Linked DNA regions of Homo sapiens: region 2 is linked to region 1. The links are chromatin loops, found by intact Hi-C in ENCODE. Cell type or tissue: psoas muscle. All regions are shown on one strand. Links, peaks and the distances in the headings refer to the core of each region. The heading gives the core; the rest is flanking DNA. Region 1 overlaps EYA4 (EYA transcriptional coactivator and phosphatase 4). Region 2 overlaps EYA4 (EYA transcriptional coactivator and phosphatase 4).

Region 1 (15,560 bases), core at 3,705-11,704:
CTTTACAGCAGCAGCATACAGTACTAAATAGTGTATTTCATTATTATCCCATGAACAGCTGCCAAATACACTTCCCTGGACTCCATTAGTATGTAAAATGTTCAGCTGAAATAACTGGGGATAAGCCTAACCAGGAACAAAGAAACCAAAGAACCAGGTTTCCCACTTAGGAACTAGAAAGCATACTGTTCTCAATCCACTAAGAAATGTTTTTCCAACTGATACTGCTTCTGTCTCCTACTAAAAGCACATAATAATAAACACCAGGTTTTGATGCAAAGCACAGCATTAACTAAAATGTTCATACACTAATTTTCATTTTCTCAGTCTAGTGGCTGTATGTTTTATATATGTCTCAACATATCAATTAAGTTTAGCACTGCTTCACACATATATTTTCAGTATATCTTGCAGACTATATTTCAACTTTGTGGTTTTTAACCCACAGAGGTAAAGGATGAGAATAACTCATACTTCTAGGCCATGCTATCTATTTCTGGACAAAAGTATGTGGTACATCCTCTAAAGATGGTGAAATCCATAGATTTTCACAATTGCACTTCAAGCACTTATATCTATATCTGATTATTATGGTCTTAAAAGTATATGCAGAGTAGACTAAACTTCAAAAATCTCTTGGTTAATATGAAAAATGTACAATATACATTTATAAGCCCACTATTTCTGGGTGTTCATATTTCAATAACTTAACTATGCAACCTATGGAATCCAAGGAGTTTTACTTCCAATATGTGGTTTGGAAGCAAAAAAAAATTCTACTGAATATATACCATGAGGAACATGTGTGCAATGTGAATTGCAATATGAACAGTACCACTTAAAAGTAAGTCTTAAGCTTTGAAGATACAGCATTGTCTTTCCAACTCACAAAGTAATTTTTTCCTCCTCTGTTTCAGAAAAATCCTTAACAAACAAACTCACAAAAACCCTACATTTTCAAAAATCCCGTCTTTTGCTTTTAATACAAAGTCTAGACATTTTTATAATCTGGGAAATCAATTATTTTCTTGATTAACTCTGTAGTCTCTTTTGCATCTTGTGTATACACTTACACAATATGAAAATAAAACTGACCAGCAAAGAGACTGTCATCCTGTTTTATTATGTAATGTCTTCTATGCCTTTAACATGGTAATCAGTACCATGAGATGGAGGGGCAAAAAAAAAAAAAAAAAAGAAAAAAAAAACGGTTTCACAGAGAGAAGAGAAGAAAAAGGAGGAGGAGGTAGAGAAGGAGGAGGGGATGAGGAAAAGAAGAGGAAGAAAAGGAAAAAGAGAAAGAAGAGGAGGAGGAGGAGAGGGAGAAGAGGAAGAAAGGAGGAGGAAAAAGGAAGGAAGGAAGTAACGGGAGGGGAGGGGAGGGAAGAAGAAGAAGAGGAGGAGGAGGAGGAAGAGGAACAAGGAGGAGGAGGAAGAGGAATAAGGCGTAGGAGGAGAAAAGGGGAAAGGGTGGGGAGGGAGAAATACTTTTTTAAAAATGTAAACATAAAATTAACTCCAAATCCCACAAGTCTTATGTCCATTAAATTTGTATGAGGAAAACAAGAATTAAAAGGAAAGCATATCTGAAAAAAAAAGAACCTTCTTTCCTACTGGTTCTTGCCTATGATTTATCACCAAAAAACTATATGAACTGCCCAATGAATACACAGAAATTATCCCCAGGTGAATGTCACTTTCCTCAAGACCATGATGACTGGACCTTGGGACTGGCTGAGGAAGCTCCAGACCACCACAAACTAGACATATGCTCGCAACTGAAAGTCAGAGACAGACAAGCTTCCTATCATTTAACTTTTTTTAGTCTTTAACACCCACGGCTTTCCAAAGCATAATTACCCCAAAGAACTTACTAGAAAGTTCTGCTTGTTTTAATTTATTCTCAAAGTAGTAACAGTAAAGGCAGAGAACACATCTACAGGGTTTTGCTATTTAGTACCCACAGAGTCCCACACTTATAACCAATGCTTAACAGGCATGTGATGAAAGAATGAATTAGAAATTCCTTTAGATATTAAAATAACCATTTAGCAGAGTGGTTATTTTTAGAGGTTTCATTCATTTGTTCTTGGTCAAATGAGAGAAGAATAATATTTAGGATACCATGACTACTCTAGGGGAAGTCTATCTAAAGTATTGTGAGTGTTCATAGAACAAATTAACTTAGCCAAAGGAAGATGGAGAAGGCAATGAAGAAAGTAAGTTCTGAATTGAGTCTTCAGAGACTGTATGTGGGAAATAGTAGGTATTTCAGTGTCAAGAAGTTTGCCAGAGGAAGCATATTATGAAGCCCTTATATACGGTAAAGAATTTGGAATTTAACCTTTGGTCAGTGAAGACCATTGAAAGGTTGTAAAAAAACAAACTGGGTAGAGATGCTATAGAAGGTAATGTGGAAGGGGGATGAGGTGAGGGCTGAAAGTTGGGAAAAGCCTAATGCAACAAAACGGATAGTAGAAGTTCCATGAAGGCAGAGATGGCATTGATCTGGTACATCATTATATCCCCAGCCCTGAGTAGGTGTTCCCCAAATGCTACTTTGAACCATTCAATCTGTCAGTGAGAGGTGGTGAAGACTCAAGACAGGAGCCATGGGGTGAACTGAGAGGGTGTTTTTGACAAACACTTCTGAGATAGAATTGACAGAATATTGTAATTGATTGAAGTGTTAACTAGAATATTATCAGATCTTTTTATCTGTATTTGAAAAGAAAGATTAGATATACCGAAGACAAAAAAGGTTATTTTATGACATCTTCAAATTACTTCAAAACCCTATCTTATTTCTGAATTAAGGTAGAGGAGTTAAAGGAATCATCAAGAAAAATATTTCTAGGGTTTTGATCAAAGAAGTAGAGGCAAATGGATAGTTTTACCTAATTTGAACACACTCTTCCATTTGAGACTTCATTAAATGGCAAGTGCTGACCCATATATGCTATATAAGAAAGAATATTCTTATAAAACATATAGAACCTTCAATGACTATCATTTAGGCAGGAGTGCAGTGGCTATTCATAGGTGCAATCATGGTGCACTACAGTCTCAAACTCCCTAGTGTAAGCCATCCTCCTGTCTCAGCCTTCCACGTAACTGGGTCTACAGGTATGCACCATCACCCCAGGCTTACTTCTGAATGTGTTTTGAATGAAGTGGAAAACAAGCAGGTCAAGAAATGAGTCAGAATTTCATGCCAAAAAGTTAAATTCAAATCCTAGTTTTCACAAGACACACAAGGGGGTGGGCCAATAAATAAAAAAATAAATGTTGAAAATTTTTCCATAGAAATACACACACACACACACACACACACACACACACACACCAAGACAGAAAGGATGAATAGCGTAAATGAATGCAACTTGCTGCAAATAAAGTGAACTTTAACCTATGCAATATCTCTTCAGAGAAATTATAAAAATACAGGAAAATTCCAAGCACCATGAAAAAGAGTTAAATATTTAACTATTTTAAGAAAAGCAACTATTAGTATTCAATGAAAACATAAATATCAAAATTCTAAATTTTTGAGATGAAGGAATGGGTGAATAACAGCTAAAATTTTTGAGTGTTTTCCACATGCCAGGCACAGTGCTTAGATATATACAATTTTCTTCCCAGTTCCCATATAGTAACACTGAGAAGCAGAAACAACCTGAAAGCAAGTTATGTAGCAAATTTCAACTCCAGATCTATGAAGGCATTTTAACCAGAACCTATGAAGAACCTAAAATTCATAAACATATGAATTAAAAATGTTCAAAATGAAGATCAAAACGTCTTAATATTTAAAATTTGACTTCAATTACATAACAATAATAATTACTGCCATTTATTAAGCAAATATTCTTTTCCACTCACTCTGCTAGACTATGTATATATATAATCTCATTTAATGCATGTAGACAGGTATGATTAATAAAATCCTCCTCTTATGAACTAGAAAACTAATGTGCAAAGAGGTTCAACAACTTGCCTAATATCCCACAGCTAACACTAGCAAGGCTGGAATTACAACTTAAGGCCACACATCAAGCCTTTCATTCTCTCCTATGCTACATTTGCCAGTTGTGTTCATTAGTTTACTTTCCTTTCTTTTTAAAATCTCACTTTATTGAGGTATGATTGATATACAAAAAGGTACACCTATTTAATGTATACAACTTGATGAGTTTGAGATAAGAATGCACCTGTGAAACTACCACTGTAATCTATGCTGTGAACATATCCATCACTTCCAAAAATTTCCTCCCAAATTGTGTGTGTGTGTGTGTGTGAACATAATATAAATCTACTCTCTTAGTGAATTTTAAAGTATACAATATTAGTGCCTATATTGTTGCTATAGGCACTGTTCTGTACAGTGGATTTCTGGGAACGACCCACCTTGCATAAGTAAAACTTTGTACCCTTGACTAATATCTCCCATTTAAAACTAAGAGTGGAAATTAAAGTTCTGTGGAACAATTTTCAAAGAAGAACCTACTAGTTACTTTTATAATACATCAGTCATTAAAGGAATCCTTTAAACTAGACTACTGAAGTAACCAGTTTTTACCAAGCACTAGTAACATTTAAACTCCATGTAAGCAAAATAAATAGTAGTTTTGAAAAAATTATCCAGATATCTCTAGCATCCACCTCCGCCACCACCCCAAAAACAGCCAAAAAAAAAAAAAAAAAAAAACTAATGTGAAAAACAACTTCTGCGTTGTTTCTTTTTCTGTCCAAAATATCAAGATTTGCTCATTCAGCAAGGCTTTACTGAATGCCTGAGATATCCGAGGCAGTGTTCCAGCCACAGAGATGAACTAGACGTAAGCAGTTTGACACAGGAGCCACTAACCACACGTGGCTATTTAGAGCTTGAAATGTGGCTGAATTGAACGGAGATGTGCTGTTAGTGTAAAAAGCACACCAGATTTCAAAGTCTTACTATGAAAAAGAGGAAGTAGAATATCTTAGTATTTTTGATATTGAGAGTAAAATGATATTTTGGGTATACTGTGTTAAATAAAATAATTTCTCCTGTTGATTCTTACTTTTCAAGTGTGACTACTAGAAAATTTAAAATACGCATAGGATTTGTATCATTTTTCTACTGAACAGCACTCACCTAGACCAACAAACACCTGTCTGCCCAACAAACACCTCCTCCTCTAGTGGAGGAGACATACAAGAAATAAGTAAACTGGTAAATGAACAATACAATGCCAGCAGTGGTTAAGTGCTGAGATGAAAATAAAGCAGAATAAAGGAGTAGAGAGGACTGGTCAATATTATTACATTAGTCACACAATTATTTTTAAATGTCATTTCTCTTATTACACAACACTATGCATCTCTTATTTCACAATACTATTCACCCCTCAAGCTTTTTAGGTTGTATTTACGTAAGTAACATAAAGTATACTTTAAAATAAAGAATGTGTGATTTGGTATTGAGAATAATTAATACTTTCAATATCTGGAAAATATATGTAGAAAATACCATAATTTCTGGACTCTTTGGAATTATGACTATTACATTCATATATAAAAATCAATCTTAATTTTTTTAATGTTTCCAAACCACTAGGTGCTTTGAGAAGCTCACAATCTTTTGAGGAGAATTAACTCATAAAAAAAGTTTGCAAATAAGAGCAAGGTTCTTTTATTATATCTAGCATCTTCCAAAATAGCTGGGCTCAATTATCCCAATTATCTTCTAGTGAATAGTTCTGATTACAAATCGTGAAACATTAATGGGAATAAAAAATGTAAAGAATAGAATAATGTAAGAAGACATTTTCAAAAGATCTCTTTTGGAACTTCATTTTGTTTTGAAATGAGCATTAATAATTGAGTCTTAGGACATACTATACACTGAAAACAAAAGGTGGATTCAGCAACTATAAATTCGAGATTAAAATTTCACAAATGAAAGTTTATGTAATAAATAATTTATTAATATATATTCTTATGGATGGTAAGACTACTTCTTCACTGAACTGTGTAGAAAATATAAAATATAATGTAAATGAGATTAAATGCACTATTGCTTAAGGAAAACATGGATAAGCAGATAGAAAAATATTTTTTTCCAAAAATGGAGATTATATTACAGATTATTGCATGCCAAACTCTTTGTAAACATAGAAAACGATACAGAATTACTGTGAACAACAATTTAGACTTGTCGGCTTTGTTGGCATTTCTAATGTGAATACTCTAAGATGTGAATCTGACTGAATAAGTGATATTTATTTCAAAAAACTGTAGTATATCAATGCCTAGAGTCTTATATGAATGCATACTTTATGAAATGAATTTTATGACTGGGTTGAATAAAATTGTTGTAAATTATTGCCTGATTAAGCAGAATGGTATCTAACTTTAGTTACCTTTGGCTTCTAATTTAGCGAAAATAAAAGACTTCTTGAAATGTCCATGGCTATGTGACATTTTTCATATTTTCTAATACTTACAAGTTATCCATATTTGAATTTTAAATTAAATAATGTAATTTAAAAGTATTTTAAATAATTATTCCAGCTTTATTCCAGGAATAGCTGTCATGTTCTTATTTAATGCATCTCAATTGACTGGCCCTTATCACATTAATTTTTTTAAAAATTGATAACCGACTGATACAGGGTTTAATGGGCTGCCCTAGATTATCCTGGTTTCTAGTTAGCAGCATTTAATACATATGAATTAAAATATATCCTTTCCTATTACATATGTCCTTTCCTATTACATACCTCAGGAATGTATGAAGGAACATAAAAAAATGTAAAAGTAGGTATTAACTTAAAAATTGAGTCCTAATGTAATAAATGAAATAGGCAAAACATAAACAATTTTTACAATATAAGCTTTTACTAAAAATTATTCCAAAGTTTACTTACGTACAGGTGTGAAAGAAAATATATACTCATATCCTAAATATAATATTTAAAAGTTAATACCACTCAAGGACTTCCCATAAGATGTACACTTTACTGTGATAACCTATGATTATTTTTGGATCCAAGTAAATATGATTTATGTTGTGAAGATCTTCATAGGATTGGTGTACTGCTAGGCCCATAGGGATATAAACTTGGAGATGCACTTTCTCAACTGGCTAAAAATGTGTCAACACTTCTCAATACGACTCATTTTCTATCTTTCACTTACGTTATACTTCACTTCTTAACTTTTAAAAACTCGAAACATTAAATCTTTGCAACACAAAAGTTGTCACCAAGAGTTTTAAAAAATATATCTCTGTTTTAATATGTTTATACAAATTTGAGAGGCTTTTCAAGGAAAATAAAATGGCATTTTGCCAAATGGTGGTCAAAAAATTAAAGTCTTAGAAATACAGTTTCTAAAAATCCAATTATTAAATAATACAAAACTTTTAATAAAGTGTCTTTGTTTTCCTTAGAAACAAAGATCTTGCAGCTGTAAAATGTATACATTTCTGAAATTCTTTTCATGTAGTTAGGGAAGTCTATTTATTCCTCCATTTTCTTACTATATCACTTTTCAACCTCTTTATCATTCCTTAACCAAGCTTCTCCCTGGCAAAACCAAAACCGTGTTTCTAAAAGCCCAAATCACCATTTATTGACTATGAAAGTGAGAGGACTCTACTGCATACCTGGAAGTCTGCATCTACTTCCATTCAAAGAAAACCTGCCATAACCCTTCTTTAACTGCTACACATCAAAGATACTATCAAATACTCTAAGTGCAACAGTAGACAAAATAACATACCTATTAAGAATAGTGGAGTTAGATAATTAATAAATAAAATCCACCACCAAAAACCTGAAGGCAAAATTATTTTACTCCTTTAGTATTGGGCTGTCACAGGCAAGATCTCACTTGATTTCTGGCCTTTAATGCGAGGGCCTTCCAGGACCCTGGTTTGGGGGAGGGAGGTTAGACAAAATCATGCACTAGGGAGGAATTATGTTTTAAGTGGAAAAACTTCTATAGTCTATAACTCTTCATCAACTACAACTGTCACAATAGCTTTCAAGTGATTTGAGAGTTCATAGCAAGGTTGAATATATTCAAAAAGCAACTTAGCAACAATAACAGAAAAACAAAGCACAATTATTTATGTACAGTATGTAAGTATTAAACCAAATGTCAAATCACATTAACCTTTAAAATGCCAAAGCACGTTTTCTCCTTATCTATGCCACAGTCCTTTTTCACCTGCCATAAATGCCATATCGGCTTTATGAATTATTTAGGAAAATTTCAAACTCCTTCTAATGGTATATTTTTTCATTATTACCCAGTGGGGCAGGCAAAGGTAACACATTACTTTTTAAAAAATGCCACAAAAGGAACCATAATATGCTTTAACATATCATGTTACAGCTCATATGAAAGCTCCCATTCTAAGATTGGAAAAAAGACTAGATTGTCCAGCCTTGATACTATGCATAAATACTATACATAAGCGCTAAAAGAATTTTTTTCCTCACAAATGTGCATGATAAACAAACACCTAAAGAGATACTTCCTCATATATCTTGGTCTTCTTTATACCTTTTGTTTATATGTTTCTTTGCCGTCCTGGGTGTCACAAGAAAGATGGATAAATGCTTTACAATGTATTAGCATAGCAAAAAGAGCAAAATGAATATTCTAAAGAATTATCACTTAATGATCATAATGTTAATTTGGTAGAATCTTCTGCAGCGAAATTAAAATTGCTGACTACTGTGCAGCTTCGCAGTGAACCAGGAAAGAAGAATTCCAGCAGTATTACATATCAGAAACTTTAGATTTCCCTGCATTAAAATGAATATTTATGAATTCTCACAAATATTGCTTTAAAAATCATCTTAAAAATTTAACCTAGTCCCCTAAATAGAGAAAATTTGCTCATGTTTTTCGCAACATATTCTATATCTTTATAAATTTTTTTAAAGATATTGGAATGTTTTGGCCACAAGGTTAAGAAAAACTCACCCATTTATCAAGATCTGCCAAGCACAAAAGGACCCCAGACAAGCCAGTGCTCTACCACTTAACAAATGCAGCTCATCTTGGTCATTAAACTTCAAAAGAATTTGGCCACAGGCATAGTTACATATGTTTCCAAACATAAAATATCAATCATTATGTAATATACTCTAGTACACCATCATTTACCTATTAAGTAAAAATGACAACTAACCTTTTCAATTTGAACAATAATTGACTATAAAGGTTGTCTCACTTACCAATATAAAATTGTTCAATTCATATGCAAAAGTTTTGTTAAAGTTTATCTGTGTGCGTATGTCTGTATAAGTACATATATATGCCTAAACTTTAAAAAACATTTTAAAAGTATATATAAAAACTCTCCTAATGTGCCCAATAGTATCACCATAACTTTTAAAAAAATTAGAAATTCTTTAACTTTAAAAACAAATTGATAGAATGCACACAAAATTTTAAAGCAATTTTAAATTTAACAACATATATCTCTATATATCTGTAGATTAATTTATATAAAATATAAATATTTCTAGAACAATACATTGATAAAATAATTATGTAAAACAGGCATATTTTTGAATTTTACAGATTTTATCTTCTTGATCTTCCATTAAAATAGCAACATTTATAAAGAGAAAATTCAAGAATGTTGGCATCAAGTTCTTTATTTTTAAAATTAAGCTTTATACAATAAAAAAAAATGTATTTATAGCATGCTGGATTGAATCTGATATTTTCCACAACATCGTAGCAACATTTTTGAGTTTTAAAATCTATTTTAAAGTAGTTTTATATTTTATATTAAATCTCTCTTCTATAACCATTGTTATAAAAAAAGATTACAAATCACCTTTTCTCAGGTTTTAATCCTAAAATAAAATTCTTCATTAGTAGTTAATAAGACACTGACTGTAGCATAATTTACACACCAAGAATGCAAATTATATGATTTGTTTGAGTAGAAATACTCAAATTGTCAAATTAAAGAAAAAACAATTTAAATTACCTGTAAACTAAGAGCTGAAAATAGTTCTATGTGAAACATTTCACACATACAAGCATGTGACCAGAAGAAACAGCATCATTAACTGTGTAACTTCAACTAAAATCTAAGAAATTTATTACAATAATTTTTATATGCAGAAGCTTATTCCTTAGATGAAAGTAAAATTTAGTCAGTTAATTTCACAATTTTTATGTCCCTAAATTCTGGACTGTCATAAACAATTAAATACACTCTGCAGTCTAAATGTTAAAGGGATTCATACAGCAGGAATGCTCAAGGGTTAAAGAGTATAGGAATTATAGATTAGGTATATCTGTAGTGAAGGTCTCATTCTAGGTAAACCTAATAAATAATTGAGATATACTCACAATTTCTTCCTCTTTGACCTCAATTAAAATGGCTTTCTGGGAGCTGGTTCTAAGGACAATTTATCCTGGTTTCCTCAATACACGTAGGAAGTCATCTGGCTTTTCTATTTCTTCAACAGCTGCATTACCTGTTAAATTTGGCTTGCACCATTTCCCTAAAGCAAAATGTGTGCCACCCCTGGACTCACACAACCATCTCCCTCTACAGGGTTGCTACAGGATCAAAAAGTTAGATCATACAATTTTGAAACTGCTAACGAGAGTAATTTATAAGGAACTTGGAGAAGAAAAGAGAAAAACCAAAGTAGAGATAAAAAATTGGCCTCTCTGTCCCTCTTCTTCCCCCTGCAAAAAGTTAGAACCCATTATATGGTTACTGGTATTTGCTTTTCTTGGTCATTTTTGATAAGTAACATTTTAGTGGTTTAGTGAACTTTCGGTTAGAAAACAAACAAAACGCAAAATAAGGTAGTGTAACATCATTATTCAATTGCAGAGTATTTCAGAAAATAGTACCTACAACTCAGAAAAGAAGTGGGAAACTGGATAGTGCTGACTGATGCTCAGTAGACCCCGTAAACCAAACGGGAAAACTTATTGGCTGGGATAATCTATCCTCCCTTTCTTCCAGCAGCTTCCCTAACTATCCACCTCTAACAGTAAATCAGTACTCGCAAATACTTAGAATAGATCTATTTTCTCCGCCTGAATTGTGTTGTTCTCACAAGAATAAAATAGTCCCAACACAGCAAAGCTTCCCTCAGTCGTCTTTAACAAAACAAATGCTGTTATTATTTTGACAATTCTCCCACATCTCAACCCTCTGATGCAGCAAAACAGCAATTTACACTTCTTCTTCTTGAGAAAGACACAAAGATATATTTAAATAATTTAAACCAAAGCATACCAAAGCCTTCCACATCAAGGTTTTAAATCAAAGTATGTGCTCAGTACACATCTAAAGGAAGGTAAACCTCACTAAACACTACAGGATTCTTTAAAAAGTTAAAATTAAACTTGATCTTACTATTATGGTTTCAGGAAAAAATAGTTCCATAAATGGAGGGAAACACTCATTCTCTTAAAAATATGACATATCTATCAAGATGACTACATCTCAAATCTAATGAAAAGTTCAAATTCAGCACAAATTTCAAAACAAATTATGCAGAAAAAAGCCTTTCATTTAAATAGTTGGTATTAGTTTTTTAAAATCCTGCAGTAGCATGTACTATTAGGGGAAAACAAAGTTGACTGTTAAAAGTTTTGTAGTGAAATGTAATCTATTATCACTTATCACGTTACCTGCATTTCTCCCAACATTAACATAATGTAATTTGAATAGCTGAATTTTATAAAGTAAACAAAGACGAAGTGTGTTTCACACTTTAGCCATAAACAGATCAGGGATTTTCTCTAATTGATTGGCTTGCTCAGTTCCTATGTACAAGTTTCTTCTATCATCCTTGTACTAAAAAACTGTGAAAAATCTAAACAACCTATTTTAACAAGAAAAATATTTTTCTCTGAGATAGAACTGCCTACACTTAAATGTGTGACTGCCCATGGAACATAATAATAATGATAACGCTTCAACCAAAAGCTAAATGCAACTTACCTCATTCAAAACCCCAAAACCTGAAATTTATTCCAGCTGTATTTGGAAGTCAGTTCTGTAGTGCGTGTGTGTGAAGTTCAGCAGCCAATAAATTCCAGTCTCCATTGTCAGTAGAATGAAACTGTGTCGAGGTTTACAGAATGCTCTGAGAGGTTTATAGTCTCTAACCAACACCCAGGTAGCCTTAAAAGCACCTTGCTCTGGCGTGAACCTTCGGGCTCCAGGAGCAGTGCAGTTATGTAGGTTAAATAGGAGGAGACCTGGATAGTAAACACTCCTGGTTCCGACCAATGGCTTTCCACGCCCTTCTGTTTATAGTAAGATGACTTGATGTCAGAGGTCACCCTCATCAGCAGCTCCTGTCTTTCAGTGAAATCTAACGTAGGGCATTATCTGGAGGTGCTTTTAATGAAGCCACATCTCCTGACTCCTAGACTCTAGCAACCTGCTGTCATGGTGATACATTCATAACCCATTGTTGTAAACCACTCAGAATTAAATCCCTGCATTAAATTTTCAAAAAGCAAATTTTACTTTAAATTTCTTTAAAGCAAAACATTTCTGTAGGAGAAACACTTTATGGCAAGTTAATATCAATAAGGATGGTATTCATTTAAAGTTCCCTACCAACATTTTACATTTTTGTTTGTTCTCGTTTTTTTGGATAAGACAAGGTATGTAAGATTTCACTTTCATTATTACTTCACTCTAAAAAGTACAGGGCTCTCTTCTAGTTTTAGGTACACATGTATGTCAACAAAATGGAAAGATAATTACAGACATTTTTATTTAATTTATTTTGTATATATTTTCATCTGAGGTAGACTGAAGGGATGAACACAATTATAAATGCTCACACAGATGTTAACATTTTATGTAATATATTTTATAAAATAAAGTCTTTTATGTTTACGAAAGAGAGGGATATATTAATTTCTAATGAAATGAAAATGAAACAAGAATAGATAAATTCAAGAGATAAGGATAATGTGAGTAATCTTAATGATTAGATAATAAAATCAGATAATAATGCTATTATCTGATATTAACATTCCCTTTTATTCTAATAGCTTATGAAAAATAATTATTTTCTTTAAAGAAAACAGTATCTTCCAACTCATCTCTCATCCCTTCAAAAATGTCTTAACAGATCTTAAAAGAAAGATTAAACTCATTTCATAAGTTCTTCAGACAGTATTTCAGTGTAGCATTTCCTGTCTCTAATTTGTTTATCTAACACTGAGTTTATTTCTTTTTTTCTCATAATCTTTACAGTTTGGCTCTAAATGATACAGTGACGTACAGGAAAAGAGTAAATACTGCATCTGAGTAATTTGTAGCACAAGTATTTACTGAAGTCATTTTCATTTTCAAGGGAGGATTGAATGAAGAATCATTTACCTATTTCAGGTTTGGACAGCACACAGACGCCCCAATGGCTTTAGGAACTGAAGACGGCGCTGTCTCCCTACTAGTGTCAGCTGCTTCTGCTGCGAAACTGGGTGAGTGTGTGCATTCCACCTGCAGCACATGGTCAGCCCAGGTTTTGATGCCACTATGATATTTATATGACAGAGAGCTGCCTGACTTCATCAAAGTTCACAAAGCATGTGGATTATTTTAGAGCGCCAGAGATCCCATTTTGACAGACGCAATTCTTTGTTCCTAGTATGGTTAGGATCACTAAAAATAATGTCTTTGCAGCCAAATACTTTCAAGCAGTTGGAGCCTGTTGAGTATTGTGGTATAAATTATATTTTTAAAGTTCAACTGAATATGCTTTTTTAAATGGCTACTTTCTTAAGGGACTGTAAGTCATTCAATATTTTCAAAATGCTTATGAGCTCAAGAAACACTCACTGAAGCAAAATATATGTCTGTTCCTGTTACAATAGAGGCCCAGTGAACCTTGCCTAAAACTCTGGGAGAATAAGTTCTTCATGCATTAAAGAAGCCTGGGTGGATTGTAATTTTCTTCCCTAATCTTAAAGCGGGGCGAGGTAGGAACAACAAACAAAGTGTGGTGAAGACTTTATAAATATAAACGTGAAAACAAATGTCATTTGCAGTTTCAATTTTTAAAGAGTACAAATAACTATAATTTTTCTGATGAGAAATATAATCTTTATCTCAGCTTACACCAGGACACCAAAGTGTTCCTAGAAACAGAGAAATGGTATCCCTTTACTTTGTACCATTATAACCAAGTGGGAAAATTGCATAGATGATTTTTAATAACATTTTATAAACAGAGATGTCTAGGATGCCCTTCTGGTTCCAGCATACTGCCACCAATTAATTATGTGACCTGGGAACAAACATAGAGGTTTCCATCTCAGAGTGCCAGTATTTATTTTTGAATATGAACCACACATTCTGAAAGACTCCATCTTCCATATATATTTTATTTAACAATAACGGTTTTCATTACCCCATGTTTAAAACCAAGCACATAGCAATCATTCAATGCTGCTAATTATTATGACATCCTGTAGGTACGAATTATTAATAGTTAATAAGATAGCCAAAATCAAAGGAACTGGATATTCTTAAAAACCAGTACAGCCTTACTATGGGTAAATTCTTAATTTCCCTTGTTTTAAAATGTTGAAAATGGCACCCTGACCTCCAAAACCTCTATACAGTGCTTTTGAGTCCATCAATCTATGAGAGTCAGCCACACATTCTGATAAAAGTGAAGCTATTATGAACTATTGACAGCTGATATATTAAATAGCAGTGACTTTCCCATTGTCAGTACTACACTGGTATTTGTTGGATGCATGAATATCCTTCAAAGTAATATGCGAATCAAGATTTAGTCAGTAATGACACCTGTTAAGTTTGGTAGAAGTCTTGCCACATATATACGTATTTTTAAAATCAAGAAAATAAATTAATTACTGCAGTTTCATGGGGTGCATCCTTTACATTTACTTTGTCTACTCCCTCTCCATAACTCTTAGCACAAGGAAGCTGCTTACATACTTCCTTTCTTCGTGTCTTCTACTCTTCTCAGCATGAGTACACATAAGTAGGCAGCAAGAATCACAAAAAGTCTGAGATTTTACCCTGCTTGTAAGCTAACACAGTAGCCTCAGTTGCACGGATATAGGAAGAAGACCCAAGGATCCAGGTTATGGGGGCACTTGGTGAGCAGTTTAGTAAGACTACTTGTCTAGTAATCTATCAAGCACCCTTCATCTCCAAAGCTGTGAAATACCTCCAGGTTCTTTTACAGCATTTCTTGCCACTTTTCATTACTGGCAAACTAACTAAAAGAACTTCCTGAATGATTCCAAGAAATGACATTTGACATTAAGAGATAAAACAGAGCCAACATGGGAGAACAAAGAAAAAAACAAAAGCATAGTCATGTAATTCTGATAACTACTGGCAAGCATTAGAGAACGAAGAAAAACAATGTACAATTTCTGTATGTTCAATAAGCCCCTAAATTGCTACTTTGAAAAAGACCACATGAAATCAAAACTAAACAGCCACCACAGCTTCCTTAGCCAGGCTACTGATGTGTTATCTACATAGAATATAAAATCCAAAACCTAAGGGA
Region 2 (15,560 bases), core at 2,738-10,737, 61 kb before region 1:
AGAAAAAACTTTAATTCACAAATGATTTAATTGTTTATAGAGAAAATTCTGGGAAATTCATACCCCAAACCCCCAAACTACTAGAACTAATGAGTGAATTTACCAAAGTTACATGTATAAGGACCTTGCCAGTACTAAATAAAAATATTAACTAAAAAAAACCCTAAAAAATTATAACTTCAGTCAATGCCTCTCCAGTTCAAATGTTGAAATATAAAAGCAGTGATTTTTCAGAGGGATGGAAGTTGGGCTAATCATAGTCTAGCTCCAGTTAAGCTCAACTCTAGGAAGGGTCTCAGTGAACAGATCCTCACCTTAACTGCCAGAGGAAAGAACTACCACTTTTTGGGGAAATAAAACACAAAAGAAATACTATGCTTCAATCGCTATTGATTTATTGTATATAATGTTCAGAACATTATAAATATTTTGTGACCTAACAAAAAGCAGAAAAATATGACTCCTAGTGGACAGAAAACACAGTAAATAAAAGCAGACCTGTTTATGACCCAAGTGTTGAAACTAGCAGATAAGGATTTTAAAACTAATGTGAATATATTAAGTAACTTATAGGAAAAGATACACACAAAAGGTATATAAATATTTATATGCCATATATAGGTATTAATATATACATATCTGCCATATATACATCTGTCATATATGGATCAATACATATATGTATATAACATATATATAAAAATATATGTATTGTTAGATATGAGTTCTAAATTTCTTTTCAAAGAATCAATATGTCAGTATTGATTCTTTGCCTTCTACTTTTAAACTTAACTTCCTCATAAAGCAACCCTTTTCAATTACCTGTTCCACCCTGACTCATTCTGATTACCTGCTCCACCCTGACTCATTCCAATTACCTGCTTCACCCTGGCTCATTCTGATTACCTGCTTCATCCCAACTCATTCCAATTACCTACTACCTGCTCCGCCCTGACTCATTCTCCACCCTGGATAACCATTTTTTTCCACCAGACCACTCACCCTGTCACTCTCTTTAAATTAGCCAATCAGAATTAGTTTAGCCATCTCACCATAGCCAATAGGGGAAAGACACGGCAGCAGGGGCTATGTGCCTCAGGGGTAAGAACCCCTTTCCCTCTGTTGTCCAGGTGTGCACTCACCATTGCTCTATCTGTAAGTGCGCACCCTTCTATAGAAGTATGTTGCCTTGCTGAGAATTAAAAAGAAAATTTTATATTCGAGTGCCATTTCTTTTGCAGCATTGAAGCTTTATTTATAACAGTATGTATCTCTATATTGCATAGGGAGAAGAAATGGAAACTCTTAAAAAAGAACTAAATAAAATTTCTAGAATGAAAATAACAATATATTACATAAGTATTATTTGAGTGGACTTAACAGCATATTGGACATTGCAAAAGAAAGGACCAGGATATCTGAAGCTGGGCCAATGCAAATTATCCAAACTGAAGCACAGAGGAAAAAAGTGGGAGTGGAAACTTAATTGAGTATAAGTAACCTGTGTAATATTATCAAAAAAACAGGAGAAAGAGAATGATACAGAATAATATTGGAATAAGTAATGGTCAAAATTTTCCCAAATCTGATGAAAAACATCAACCCCAGAGCCTTACAGCACCACAAACATCAAATAGGAAAAAGAAAAACCACAGCTAAACACATCAGTCAAATTCTGAAAATAACAGAATGCTTTATTAAAGCCAATCATAAGAAATGCATAGAGGGGAACAAAAATAAAGTTATATGTGATTTCTGAGAAATCCAAACTTAGCTCTTATTATATGTCTTCTCTTTACAAATATAATCAGTACTATCCTGTCCCAATGCCTTACCCAGACATTCACAACTCTCCATTCAGCTTTATCTTCAAGTAATCACCTAGTATACAGTTTCTTGTATCAGAAATGATTATTGTACTATTGTCACAATTTCCCCTTCACAATTTTAGCTTGTACAGCATCTTTCTTGTCTGATAGCTCCTGAAAACCATCTTAATCAATGTTTAAATACCTCAGAAATGCTACTTTCTCCAAACAGCTTTTTCTGGTCCTCAAAACCAGAAGTGACCTGGTCATACTGTCATATTTTTGTTATATTATTTTTACCTTCCTCTGCAGCACTTTTCACACTCTGTCTTAACTTATTGTCATTTGTGTACACGTTCTTCTAGAAAACAAATGAAAAAAAAGAAGCTGCCACAGGATGTCTGTGATAACAAGATTCTTTTTCATTTATCTTTGTTAACTCCTGAAGTGCCCTTCCTATTAAAGATGCAAATAAACAGCTGTCAAACTCAGTAGCTTCCAAACTACTAGATTGTTAATTGAATAAAAAAAGTAAGCACCTCAAATATGTGTACATATTTATTTAGGTGTCATTTATATGTGCTAATTAATTATGTACATTTTTATATAGGCACATTATAGAATATATTCAAAAGCATAGAAAGGAAGTAATAAGAATGAAATAACATTTTATAAAGAGTTGTTCAAATTACTTGACTATAATTCCTGTCTATGATAGAGTAACTGGGACCTAATATTGCCACTATAAAACTAAAACTGAGGAAACAACGTTGGAAACAATTGTTTAGATGGCGCAGGGCTTGGTCCTTGAGAGAAGAAAGAAAATAAGTGAGGTTAGCCCTTGTGCAGTAAAAAGTGTATCGTCCAAACCCTGCACATTCAAAAGAAAGGTCTGTCCCTTGACCAATTCCTGGGAGATAACCTTTAAGCCCTTGGAATATCTTAACTTATTAGAGTACCTGTGTTTAGCTGGAGCCTTGGGCCACACCAGATACTCTTTGCTAACAATGATGCTAACAATGTGATTCCTGGTGGGGGCTTTGAGCCACGCAGAATCAGTCTGACTTATGAAGGGGCTAAAAACAGTAATGAAGGTCAGCCACATGGGTGGTCAGACATGTTTATATAACTGACCTCCAATAATAGTGACCCCTGGGCACTAAGGCTTGGATGAGCATCCACCATTGGCAACGCTCTGCATGTACTGTCGCACATTGTTGTAGGGACAAATAAGTGCTATTTGTACAACTCTGGACAGAAGACAACTGGAAATAAACTCCGGTTTCTCCTGAACTCTGCCCCATATGCCTTTTTCCTTTGCTGATTTTAATTTGTATTATTTCATTCCAGTGAATCACTGCTATATCCTTATTGCCTGCAAAGCTGCCTGAAAAAGTAGTTTCTCAAGAAAAGCAGTTTCTCAAGAAACATTTCAGTAATAAATGAATGAGTGAAATGGTGTGTAAGCCATAACCATCTTAGAAACAGCTGTGAAATCAAGCATGTGAGTGTGACAAGGTGAATTTAAGTGTGAAAAACTGGGATAAATGAGTTTAAATGGCAGTCAGGAATCAGAAGATTTGCCAATCATGGAACAAACAGAAGAAAAAGAGATGTGAAATCCAAGAACAAAGATGAGCTCAAAAACAGTACCAAGTAGTATCTGTAGCACATCCCGATAACAGACTTAATTACAGTCAATGCTAAATGCTCGTAAAGTCATTATCTTCTACTAGACTCGCCCAACCCAAAGACTTTTTTTTTTTTTTTTTTTTTTTTTTTGAGACGGAGTCTCGCTTTGTCACCCAGGCTGGAGTACAGTAGTGCAGTGGTGCCATCTTGGCTCACTGCAAGCTCTGTCTCCTGGGTTCACACCATTCTCCTGCCTCAGCCTCCCGAGTAGCTGGGACTACAGGTGGCTGCCACCACGCCCGGCTAATTTTTTGTATTTTTAGTAGAGACGGGATTTCACTGTGTTAGCCAGGATGATCTCGATCTCCTGACCTTGTGATCCACCCACCTCGGCCTCCCAAAGTGCTGGGATTACAGGCGTGAGCCACCGCACCCGGCCAAGACTTTTAATTTAAATGATCAAACAAATTAATGGTTGCTTACTACATGTAAAGCACTGTCACAGGTGTTAGGATTGCTGAGTGAAGAAAACATGGCCCTACCCTCAAGGAGTTTACCATCTAAATGACAAAGCAGCGTCCTGTGAATAGAAAATTAAAGTACAGTAAGCGTCCATAAAGTGGAACAGATAGAAATTAATGTAAACTTAAAGATTCTAGAAAATGTCATCAGAAATTCTTAGCTGGGTTTTGATGAATTCGAATAAGGGATCCTGGGGGAGGTATCTGCTTAATGATATCACTGAAGCCACAAAGTAGTGTAGGGGCTCATAGCCAATCTGGACGACATACAAGATGAGTAAAGAAGGAACACCGGTCAGGAATAAAAGGATGAAGCACACACCATAGAACGGAGCAGAGAAGAAACAGAAAATGTTACCCCTGAAAAACAAAAACCTCAAAATAAAAATAGCCTTGGCATTCTACATTCCAGTCCACAGGAAACCGAAATGCAATTATCTAGATATTTACAATTTAGTTACTTATGCTTGAATTCATTTAGGTAGGTCAATGTTTCTTGCAACTAAAAGTCTTCAGAGAACAGAGATACACTATGGCTACTAAGAATACAGCAAAAATATTCCTGTATTTCCTTTTATATGTTTTGTGATTAATTTAATTGTGACACTTCATTTTCTTTTTAATTCCAATTTATACAGAATGTAAAATCTATAAATTTTACCTTAGGTTTAAGCAACAGGAAATGATTAATGGGTATCAGTTTTTACTGTGTATATATTGTATGTGATATGGTTTAGGCTTTGTGTCCCCACCCAAATCTCATCTTGAATTGTAATCCCTGTAATCCTCATAATCCCCACATGTCAAGGGAGAGACAAGGTGGAGGTAATCAAGTCATAGGGGCGGTCTCCCCCATGCTATTCTCAAGATAGTGAGTGAGTTCTCACAAGATCTGATGGTGTCATAAGTGTTTGGTAGTTCCTCCTGTGTTCATTCTCCTCCCTGCTACCTTGGGAAGAAGGTGCCTTGCTTCCCGGTCACCTTTTGCCATAATTATAAGTTTCCTGAAGCCTCCCCAGCCATGCGGAACTGTAAGTCAACTAAGCCTCTTTCCTCTATAAATTACCCAGTCTTGGGCAGTTCTTTACAGCAGTATGAAAATGGACTATTACAGTATGACACATTCTGTGTTTGGTTTTTCATATATATATTATCACCTTTAATCTTTAAAATAACGTATTAATATATAATTTTCCACATTTTACAGATGAAGAAATTGAGGCTCAGAGAGGATACACAGCAGTCCCAAGGTTACACAGATAGAAAGTAGCAGCACCAGAACTTGAACTCATGTTTATCTGATGCCAGAGCTCAGACTGTTTCTATCAATTTAAGTGACTTTATTTTATTCACACCATGAAATCACAATCAGGAATGCATATCCCTGAAATAAAACATTTTGAATAGTTTTCAGGTTACTAAAGTCAATATAAGGATCTGCTCTGCCAAATGTACACTGCTCATAATATTTAAAGGTAGTCATTCTTTCTTTCCAGGATGTTTATTTCAACCCCTTGTTAGTGGTCCTTATGTCATGAGGCCATTTGAATATTAGCATCTTTCCAGACAATATAAAAAATGAACTTAGTCATAAACACAAAAACTTAAAAAAGGAAAAGAAAGAAAAATGTAAAGACATGCAACTAGTTTCTGGGGATTTTTTTTTCCTGCAATTTTTCTGTAGCATAGATGGAATTTCTTTCTAATAATTTGAAATATCCTCTTCAAACCCAAGAAAGGGGAAGCCTTAAAACTGTGTAGTTTAGAGTCTACTCGAACTCTGAAGCCATTATTTATTCTGTACAGATCCTGGTAATGAGTCATGATCCTGCTTATTTATAAGTTGACTCCATCAGTTGTTCACAACCCAAGAAATGCAAAAGCATTCTTGATGTTCAAACACTCCCACTCATGCCAGCTTTTTCTCTTTGCATAAAGTGGACATGGGTCTATTTCCCACATTCTCAAGAGTCCACCAAAATAGCAAATTTGCATTTGACCATCAGAATGATTTTAAGGGCAAGACTTGCTCATAATTTTTTCTTCCTATGTGACAAAAGCCTCAATTCTCCTTACCTGAAAAGTAAGAATAACAACAATAGCTTCTATTCACGTAATTAAGACTGTAAGGCACCATCAGGGTAGGATTGTTTTCTAATTTGTTCATGAATTTTTTTCCCTATTCCTAGAATAGTGGAGTATATTTAGTGGGTGCTAATGAATAAAAGGAATAGAAAAAAATGTAGATAAAGTCATTTGGTTACATGGAATCAAATGTAGTCTAGTTCAGCAAACATTGCTTGAGCATCTACTTTGTTCTTGGGACAGTTCTTAGAATACAAAGAATCTTCAAAGATTCCCACAGGCTAGGCAGGAGAGCAAGGGGCTAGGTAAGGGGAGATGGAATTAGTTCTCTGATGGAAATGCATGTGGAAATTTCTTTTTTTTTTTTTTTCCTCAAGACGGAGTCTTGCTCTGTCGCCCAGAGCTGGAGTGCAACGGCACGATCTTGGCTCACTGCAACCTCCGCCTTCCGAGTTCAAGCAATTCTCCTGCCTCAGCTTCCTGAGTAGCTGGGATTATAGGCACGTGCCACCACGCCTGGCTAATTTTTGTATTTTTAGTGGAGACGGGGTTTCACCATGTTGGCCAGGCTGGTCTCGAACTCCTGACCTCCTGATCCAACTGCCTCAGCCTCCCAAAGTGCTTGGATTACAGGTGTGAGCCACCGCGCCCAGCCTGGAAGTTTCAATATTTATATGTGCAGTGTTAGATCTCCCAAATGAGTGAGGGGGGGTGTGTGTGTGTGCACACATGTTTGTGTCTGTGTGTGTGTGTGTACACGCGTGCACATGCACTTTAGAGTCAAAGAGGAAAAATATACTGTGGAATAAAAAAAGTAATAAAGCATCCTGATCAATTTAGATCTTATGAAAATTAGTAGGACATGCCACTGCTGTGTATCAGTTCCCACTTTCTGGAAAAAGTACGGGCATTTAAAAACATCAGGTAACAATGCCAGGTCATGTTAAACCGACATATTTCAGATTAGGATCCAAAAACCACTTGTCACAACTTGTAACCCTGAGCCAATTACTCTGCTGGCAGGCTGGCTGGGAGATGTGGCTCCTCTCCGCGGCACAGTGTCTATATCACTGATCAGGTGGACAGATAGTCCCAGAAGGAGGCCCTCACCAACCCATTTCCCCAGACACAGTCAGAACTGGGGTCAGCTGCAGAGATGGGAACCGCAAGAGGAAGGAGACCCTTAACAAGGACCAGGAAAGTGGTGTATGCATAAAGAAAGGAAGCTGTTCTTGAAATGTGCCAGTGACCTCATCCCTGTCCCTGAGGCCAGCATGAGTGCTTGCAGTGCAAGTGACCCATCTGCCAGGGTGACCTCAGGCCTCGGACTAACAGCAAATAAAGCCATGAACACACTGTTCTCTGGACACTTTTGCAATTTTTCCTTTCCAGGGCCTACAGCTCTAGACTTGAGACCTGCAACTCTTCCCCTTTGTTCACTATGACTCTAACAAATTTAAAACATGTCAGTTCTCTCCAACCCCAAGAAATGTGAATAAATGTTTCCGAAAACCAGAAGCATTTCCCTAAATTTTTGTTTTTAAAAGTCCCCCTTAATCGGAAAACAAAGAAATAAACAAAAATCCAATGGATTTTCCAAGCATTATTTGAATGGCACAGGATTCACTTTCTGTCAGATCAGTTCAAACCATCATTAATGAAGCAGAAAATTATTTTCCTCTAGCAAGTAGTGGAGTAAAGCCATAAGACCACAATCAAAACATTTAATGCCATCAATTGTACTAAGAAACATATCACTGTTTTTTTCTAAGAAAAAACTCTACCAGTAAAGATCAAACTGTTCACAGGATAAACAAATCTAGGTTTCCCAATGTTGTACTAACAAGAGCAAAGCATTGATATAATGTACAAAAAAAAGGTGGTAACCTATTAAAATGATCAGATTTCCAGTTCTGAAGGGACATTAAATGTCCTCAAAAGCAAAATGGAATATTGTGCTTAAGGCTATGAGAGCAGTGTTAAGAGTCTCTACTGTCAACTAAAACCTGAATTTTAAACTCTGCCTCATTTACCAGTCATGGGACCTTAGTCTCAATATTGGAGATAATAATATCCTCTGGAAGGCTAATGTGTGAATTAAATAAGATCACACAAAAAAAAGTATCCAAAGGTTGGCCTACAGTGCATCCTTCATAAATTTTATTACTACAATCACTTCTACAACACAGACAATAAAACAGCCTGGTTTGTCTATTTGAAAACTTGTAGTGTCAAGAAAATCATTTTCTTAAGAGGCAGCCCTTTCATTTTCAGATAACTTATACTATCAGAAAGTTTTCTATCCGGGGCTTCCCTGAAACTTTGGTCCAAGAAAATTCATTTATTGTCATGGGTCAAGTCTAAACCTTCTTTCATATAACAGTCTTTCACACATCAATGACCTGTCCTGCCCAAGAGCTTTTTCTCTCTCAGGGAGGGCATCTCCAATTCCCTCAGTCCACTCAGTCCATCTCAAACTCTTTTACTTTCCTAGCATTCTCTTCCATAAGATCTCCAGGATTCTTCTTTAACAGTGGTCCCCATAGTCACACAGTTGTGGTCCAAAATATGGCAAGGCTATTACAACTCTCACTTGTCAGTGTAGACTGAAGAGTACATTAGCTTTGTCCTCAGACACTGTGCAGTCCTAATTCATGCCTAAACCCAGCCAGTGAAATTCTCAAGTCTTTGTCCCATGTGATGCTTGAGAGCCCTGTGTCCTCCCAGTCGCTCACTACACATGCAGTTGGCATTTGGGACCCGAGTGAACAGCTTTTCATGTGTTTCTCCTAAATGCCATCTTGTTGGACTTGAGTCCATTGTTTCAGCCTGTCTGTTAGATTCTGATTCTGCTGTTCAATGTCCTCTTTCCCAGTGAAGTTCCTATCTCACCTACAAACTTTCTTAGCATGCCCTCAATGCCCTCACAATAAACATGTTGGCCAGCCACAGTGGCTCACGCCTGTAATCCCAGCATTTTGGGAGGCCAAGGTGGGTGGATCATGAGGTCAAGAGATGGAGACCATCCTGGCCAACATGGTGAAACCCCCTCTCTACTAAAAATACAAAAATTAGCTGGGCGTGGTGGCGCATGCCTGTAGTCATGTTGAAAAGCACAATGCCAAGGACAGGTCTTAAAGAGGGTACTAGAGGTATACCTCCAGATTTATATCAGTTCATCGGGAATAGTTATTGAGCTAATTTCTGTCTTTTTCTCATAAATATCCGAGCCTCTGGCATGCGCTTGGCTGAATTCTATGTGTTCTAAGTGTAATGCATGTCTTTGCTCTTCCTTTCTGGTACTGCTGTCACAAAAGACTATGAGGTTACTCTGGCATGTCTTTTGCCTACAGAACTTATATTGGCTTCTCATTATCACTGCCTCCTAATTATTTAAATTTAATCATTTGAGAATTTCATTTTAGAACCAGCAATTCACAAGAAGTTCAGTGGTTCACTGATCTATAGTTTATTATGCTATACAAAAATACAATTGAAGAGAATGATTTTTTTAAGCAAATTTCATGATAAAATCTACATAAGGAATGTGCTTTTATTAGATAACAATATGGATTAGGAATCAGGAACATGAATTTAAGTCTGTGATCCACCACCTAGAAAAAGTTAATGGGTGTGTGTAGATGGGTTTCCAAATATCTTCTCGGGTTTACAGGGCTAACTAATAACTAAATAACACTGAGACTCTTCCATAGACAGGCATTCTGTAGTCTTTTCCTTTCTCTGCCAAGACATTCTGTATCTTTATGAGGTTACTCAACCCATTCAGTTTGAGAGCAAGGAAGTTAGCACCTGCCACGAGGGATCAGAATGTGAAATGTGATGAGAGGGCCCTGTGATAAGTCCCTGACCTTAGCAAACAAAAATAAAACCTTGAAAAAAAAAGACGAACATGCAGTAATATACAAATCAGAGTATATTTGTCTGTCCCTGAATAGGAGCCATTAAAGTTCCACTCCATAGCAAGCAATGGTTGAAGTTGTGTACGATTCATGTAACAGCAGTGTCAGGAGATGTCAGGGAACTCCCTCACTGCCCCAGCTTTTGATACTATAACATGATAGTCTCCATGAAAAAAAAAAAAAAAGTCAACCAGCCGTCTTAGTGATAGGAACTTGGGCCCATTTCTCATCTGGTGTAATACTTCACAAAGCTGATCCAAACACAATGCAGCGCCCTGAAATCAGCAGGAGCTCAGCCCTGTGTTCAGTGCCAAAGAGCAAGATGAGAAATGTGGCTGGCATAAATATTCAATTGGGAAGTTATGGCCAATCTCCTTGCGCCGTGTGTTTAGTGCAACTCAAAACTGCTCCACCTGGTCCTTGCTGGCTCCCTCATGTCTACTGGGGCTGGCAGCTGGGAGGCAGGCTGACCCTTGGAGATCTTTTAATTTGCTGTAGCACCAGGAGAGCAGGCAGGAGGGATGACAATGCATATGCTGGGATTCAATTACAGAGCTGTCTTTTTCCCAGGTGGGAGGCACCACTGACTGAAGAGAATTCAATGCTTCCGTTTGTTAAGGTCCCTAAGGAAATGACTGGTGGTTTGCAAATGCTGGGGGCGGGGGTGGAATAATGCACCATGGTCTGCCCTCATGAAAAAGATATTGGCAAAAAAAAAAAAAAATCAAGAAAATGGACTATTTTATTGGGCTCATGTGTTATCTTTACTTTTCACTTATTTTCCAAAATGAAATCATTCTGTAACTTCTGCCCTATGAATCTCACTGCCAAAAAAGTTTTTAAATATTGCATAAAATTAGATGTGTTCCAACCATGAACATTTAAGGGGAACACACAATGTTATAAATTTAAAGCACTCCAACAGTTCCTAAAAGCTTGACAAAAATACCTGCCATATAATTCTTTCTTTACAACAGAATGTTATAATAACATTAATTTTAAGGAGACTGATCTCAATAATCTGGTAATTTGTCCCTGCTGAGGAGGGATGGTGCACTTCATATTGCACTGGCTTCAAAACAAAGTTCATCAAATACAAGAGTAAGATTGCATGAGGAGTGATTAGTCAACTAGCATCAACTGAATGATTTCTATATGAATAGTTACTTTGCTAATTACAAACCATTATCACCTATTTATTGTAGTAGATCTGACAGTGCTATTACTTGCACAAACTCCCTGAATAGGTAGCTTTACTTTATTAAATATTTCAAGGAAACAAAAAGTTACATTTGTTTGAACTTTATCTCCCCAAGCCACACTTGCCCTAGAACAGCCTATTCTCCCCAAGGCAGTTAGAGTGATAACCAGCTCAATGCAATCAGTCCTCTGCTCTAAACCCTCTAATGCCTTCTCATGTCTCTTAGAGTAGTTCCCAAATTCCTCCCACAGTCTCTAAGGCCTTGCTTCCTTATATGGCACACTGATGCCCCATTTCTTGACCTCATCTCCTAGGTGATTCCCCTCACTCACAGAGCCCCAATTCCCTACATCCCATCTCCCCAGTCTAACCTGCTGTTTGTCAAACACACCCAATGTGTTCCCAGGTGAGGACCTCTGCACTTGATTTCCCCTTTCCCAGGAACACAGTTCTCCCAGCCATTCTTCATGTCCTGTGTCTCAGCTCAAACATCCCCTGTTCAGAGATTCCCTTCCTGCTCTCCTCATACAAAATGAAAACATTTGTACTAATTGCCTACTATCCCATTATCTCATTTTATTCTTCTTCAAGGCAATTATCTCCCTGACATATTGTATATTAATTTATTTAATTGGCTCTCCCTCTAGAATGTATACTCTATGAGAGCAAGAAGCCTAGCACAAGGCCTGTCACATAATAAGTGCTCAATGAACACTTGTTGAATGTATGAATAAATTTTCCAGTAACTTCAATTAACCTACCTAGTTAGACTTAGTTACCCAGGTTTTGCTGCACTACTCAATATTACTAGTTTTTTTTGTGGCATAGTTTTATTGTTTTTTAGAATCAATTCTCTGACAAATAAAAAATATGGTATAAGAAATTTCTCCAGTATAAAGAATTTTATAATCTGATTGATGGAGAATCTCTAATATTTTTCATCCTTAAATATGAAAAGTAGAACAATTTAATAATCATTTAATGAGTTTCTACCATGCATTAGGCACTATGCTTTCTATACATTTGTAAAAAACACAGTTCTACCTGAAGTTTAAAAATTTCTTGAATTCTCCGTAAAACATGGATTTTAGCCTAAGACCAAACAATGAGGTAGAAAGTAAAATTAGTTTATTTTCTGTTTCCCCCAAATGTATTGAAGACTTGATGGAGTATAACATTTAAAATATCTCCTAAACACACACACCTAAAATATAAACAATATTCTCTTCTTTAAAATATTTCTGAAAAGGACATGATTCCATTATGTTTTGGCTGCATAGTATTCCATGGTATGTATGTACCAGCTGGAGGTCATTATCCTAAGTGAATTTACTGCAGGAACAGAAAACCAAATACCGCATGTTCTCACTTACAAGTGGGAGCTAAACATTGAGTACTCATGGACATAAAGATGGGAACAATAGACACTAGGGACTAATCGAGGTGGGAAGGAGGGAGGGGCAAGGGTTGAAAACTAACTGTTGGGTGCTGTGTTCACAATCTGGGTGATGGGATCATTCACACCCTAAACCTCAGCATCACACAATCTACTCATATAACAAACCTGCACATGTAACTTGTGATTCTAAAAGTTGAAATTATAAATAAAATAAAAGAAAACTGAAGAAAAATATTTCTGAAATCCACCAACTCCATAGGATAAAAACAGCTTTCTTTTTTTCCCTTTCAATGGATGAGAAGTCAAAGAGACTTGACAAGTTGACTAAGTTCATACAACTGGTCACTCAAAGCCCCTTCATCAGAGCCCAGTTAGAAATCACTGACTAACTTTGAAACATTTAATTGATGATCATGAAAACAAAACAAAAAAGAAACCCCTGATTCTCATTATTTCCCCCCTCTAGCTATTATCTTTATCGTTTCTTTCAAAACTCAGAATCTTGAAACTAGACTCAATTCCTCATAACTACTTTTCCCCTCACAGTCACCCTCTATCCACTTTAATTAGAATCCATGGTGTGTCTCTGGGGTCACATTCTAATTACTGCTCTCATGGGCATTTTTCCGCCTCTCCTTAATTCTTCCCTTGACCCATTTGGTATATGACAATGTTAATAACTTCTCCTCAACCTTTCTCCCTCCTAAGCTTACTAATGCTTCTGTAGTGCTCCTTGTTGTCTGCTATGCATTAACTGTCTCACTTCCTTTTACCTAACAGAATCTTAATTTTTATTCAGGTATTCACCTCTCACCAGCAAAGGCTGGTGCCTCAAAAGAAGCTAAATCTGGACAGGTGCAGTGGCTCATGCCTATAATCCCAGCACTTTGGGAGGCTGAGGCAGGTGGATCATGAGGTCAGGAGTTAGAGACCAGCCTGACTGACATGGTGAAACCCCGTCTCTACTAAAAATACAAAAATTAGTCGGGTGTGGTGGCGCACACCTGTAATCCCAGCTACTCGGGAGGCTGTGGCAGGAGAATCGCTTGAACCTGGGAGGTAGAGGTTGCAGTGAGCCGAGATCATGCCACAGCCCTCCAGCCTGGGCAACAGAGTGAGACTCCATTTCACAAAAAAAAAAAAAAAAAAAAAAAAAAAAAAAGAAGCTAAATCTACCCTCAGCCCCAGAAGATGGAGGCCTAATTCTTAATCTAAATTAATAATTGTTTTGGGAATAATTAGTTTACCAAATTTGTGCCAATGGGACAGAAGGAGCACTTTGCTGGAGACTTGGGGGTAAGTTCCTCTTCATTCTTCTAGGAGAGGTTCCTATTCAAACTGCCTCTTCCGCTGAATATAAAGGAGGGAGCATGTAGTCTGACTTGTATTACCAGTCATTCTATCCCCAGAGGAGAAACAGATGTAGGACAAATTCACAGCCGTGGATGGCAGTGCAAAAGGAGACAAAGGAAACTGGTTTCTTGATGAAGTTATTGAGCTCCTGGATCAACCACTCTTGAGGCCAGTCTACCTCTGGAATTCCAGTTATGAGAGCAGATAAATTACAGTATTGTTTAAAAGTGGGTGGGTCAGGTTCTCTATTACTTGTAGTTGAAACCATTTTAAGTGATACAACTACTCTTTCCTGGTTTCTTGACGTCACGTCTAGCCATGATGTGCTGTCTTTGAGTGTCATTCTTGTCCTCTTAACATTCTGCTGTCCTTATCTGCAGCCTCAGCCCTTATTTCATCTCAATGAGGTAAGCACCCTTCTGGGGAAATTCCACATGGATTTATGTTTTCAACAACTATTTTTTGTTGATTAATTCCAAATTCATCCCTCCTCAGCCCTCATATCTCTCTGAGCACCAGAACTTACCTATAATTCTATACTGGTTATCTCCACAGGGATTTTCTATAGACTCTTCTAACTTCATATGTCCACAACCAACCCCATCATCATTCCTTTCATACTTTCTCATACTCTTATCTCTAACTATATTATTAAATTGGTCTCTCAAATCAGAACACTGGAGTGTGTCTTCAAACCCTCAATTTTTACACCGTTCACCAAGTACAATCAGCATTTCTAGCAGAATAGATTCCAAAGTGTTCACTCCTTTCCCTCTAATCACTCTTAAATTTTGTCATCATAATTGTTCATCTAAATTTTTTCCAGCAGGCTATACTTATAACAGAATCTTAGTTATTCACTCAGCCCTAGGTATATACCAAGTAGTAGGTGCTTTATAACTGAACCTTGATGAATGAACAAAGAACTTCCTGGTTTTACTATCTTCTGTCTTCTCTCTATATCATTCTCTAGACAATTACCCTAATTTTTTTCTCAAATTCAACTGGAACTATGTCACTGCCCTTCTGAAGTCCCCCTCCTCTTAAAAAAAATGGTTCTCCAATGGCTTCCATTCAACTATTTAACACATATCTAGTACGTGTCAAATTTTGAGCTAAGGACTTCAATAGAGTGAGCTTTAATTTTTTCCTTTTAACAATCATGGAATTTAGGAAAGACTTGCAAAATGGCCTTACCCCTGTCAAAATACAGATATCATCACATTAATCTGGATCCAAGAACCTGAATCTACTTTTTTACTTTGAGTAGAATGTTCTCATATCATTTCATGCTCCATTTATCCACTTCTGTAATAGAACTATGTTGAGTTAATTTCAATTTATACTAATGCATAAAAATTCCAGATAACATGATTGACTAATTGACACTATCTTGTACAGAAATCATGACGTTCAGAAGTGGTTCTAAAATTCAGAACTTTAATGCTACATTTTAGATAAGTGAATATGGTTTTGTAATTCCACTCAAGAAATTGCCTCTAAAGTATCACATACTTTAAAATTCAGAAATTCAAATTTGTTCATACTTTCTTCAAAGTGCTTTTCTTCCGAGGAAATGAGGATTATTTGAACCAGCACCATGCAACTGTTAATTTCATACTTTCATTCACTTATTTAAGA

What was found. A loop is a pair of places that touch in the nucleus more often than their neighbours do. Peaks named below come from ENCODE experiments on the same cell type or tissue, not always from the same donor. Only the 100,000 strongest peaks of a DNase experiment are listed, where the experiment ranks them.
Region 2: a loop joins it to region 1, with 2.1 times the contacts of the local background. A loop is called at or near these places in 2 of 110 quality-filtered maps.

The regions. Positions count from the first base shown.
Region 1 is chr6:133,366,713-133,382,272 of GRCh38, reverse strand. All of the region lies in intron 2 of EYA4 (EYA transcriptional coactivator and phosphatase 4), which reads right to left. Among named protein-coding and RNA genes, the nearest start is that of EYA4-AS2, 82 kb to the left of the region's middle. In psoas muscle, for the core only: no CTCF peak of the experiment used is centred there; no DNase peak of the experiment used is centred there; H3K27ac peaks cover 911 bases.
Region 2 is chr6:133,427,080-133,442,639 of GRCh38, reverse strand. All of the region lies in intron 3 of EYA4 (EYA transcriptional coactivator and phosphatase 4), which reads right to left. Among named protein-coding and RNA genes, the nearest start is that of EYA4-AS2, 22 kb to the left of the region's middle. In psoas muscle, for the core only: no CTCF peak of the experiment used is centred there; DNase peaks (open chromatin) are centred at 7,339 and 10,389; H3K4me3 peaks cover 2,173 bases; H3K27ac peaks cover 5,244 bases.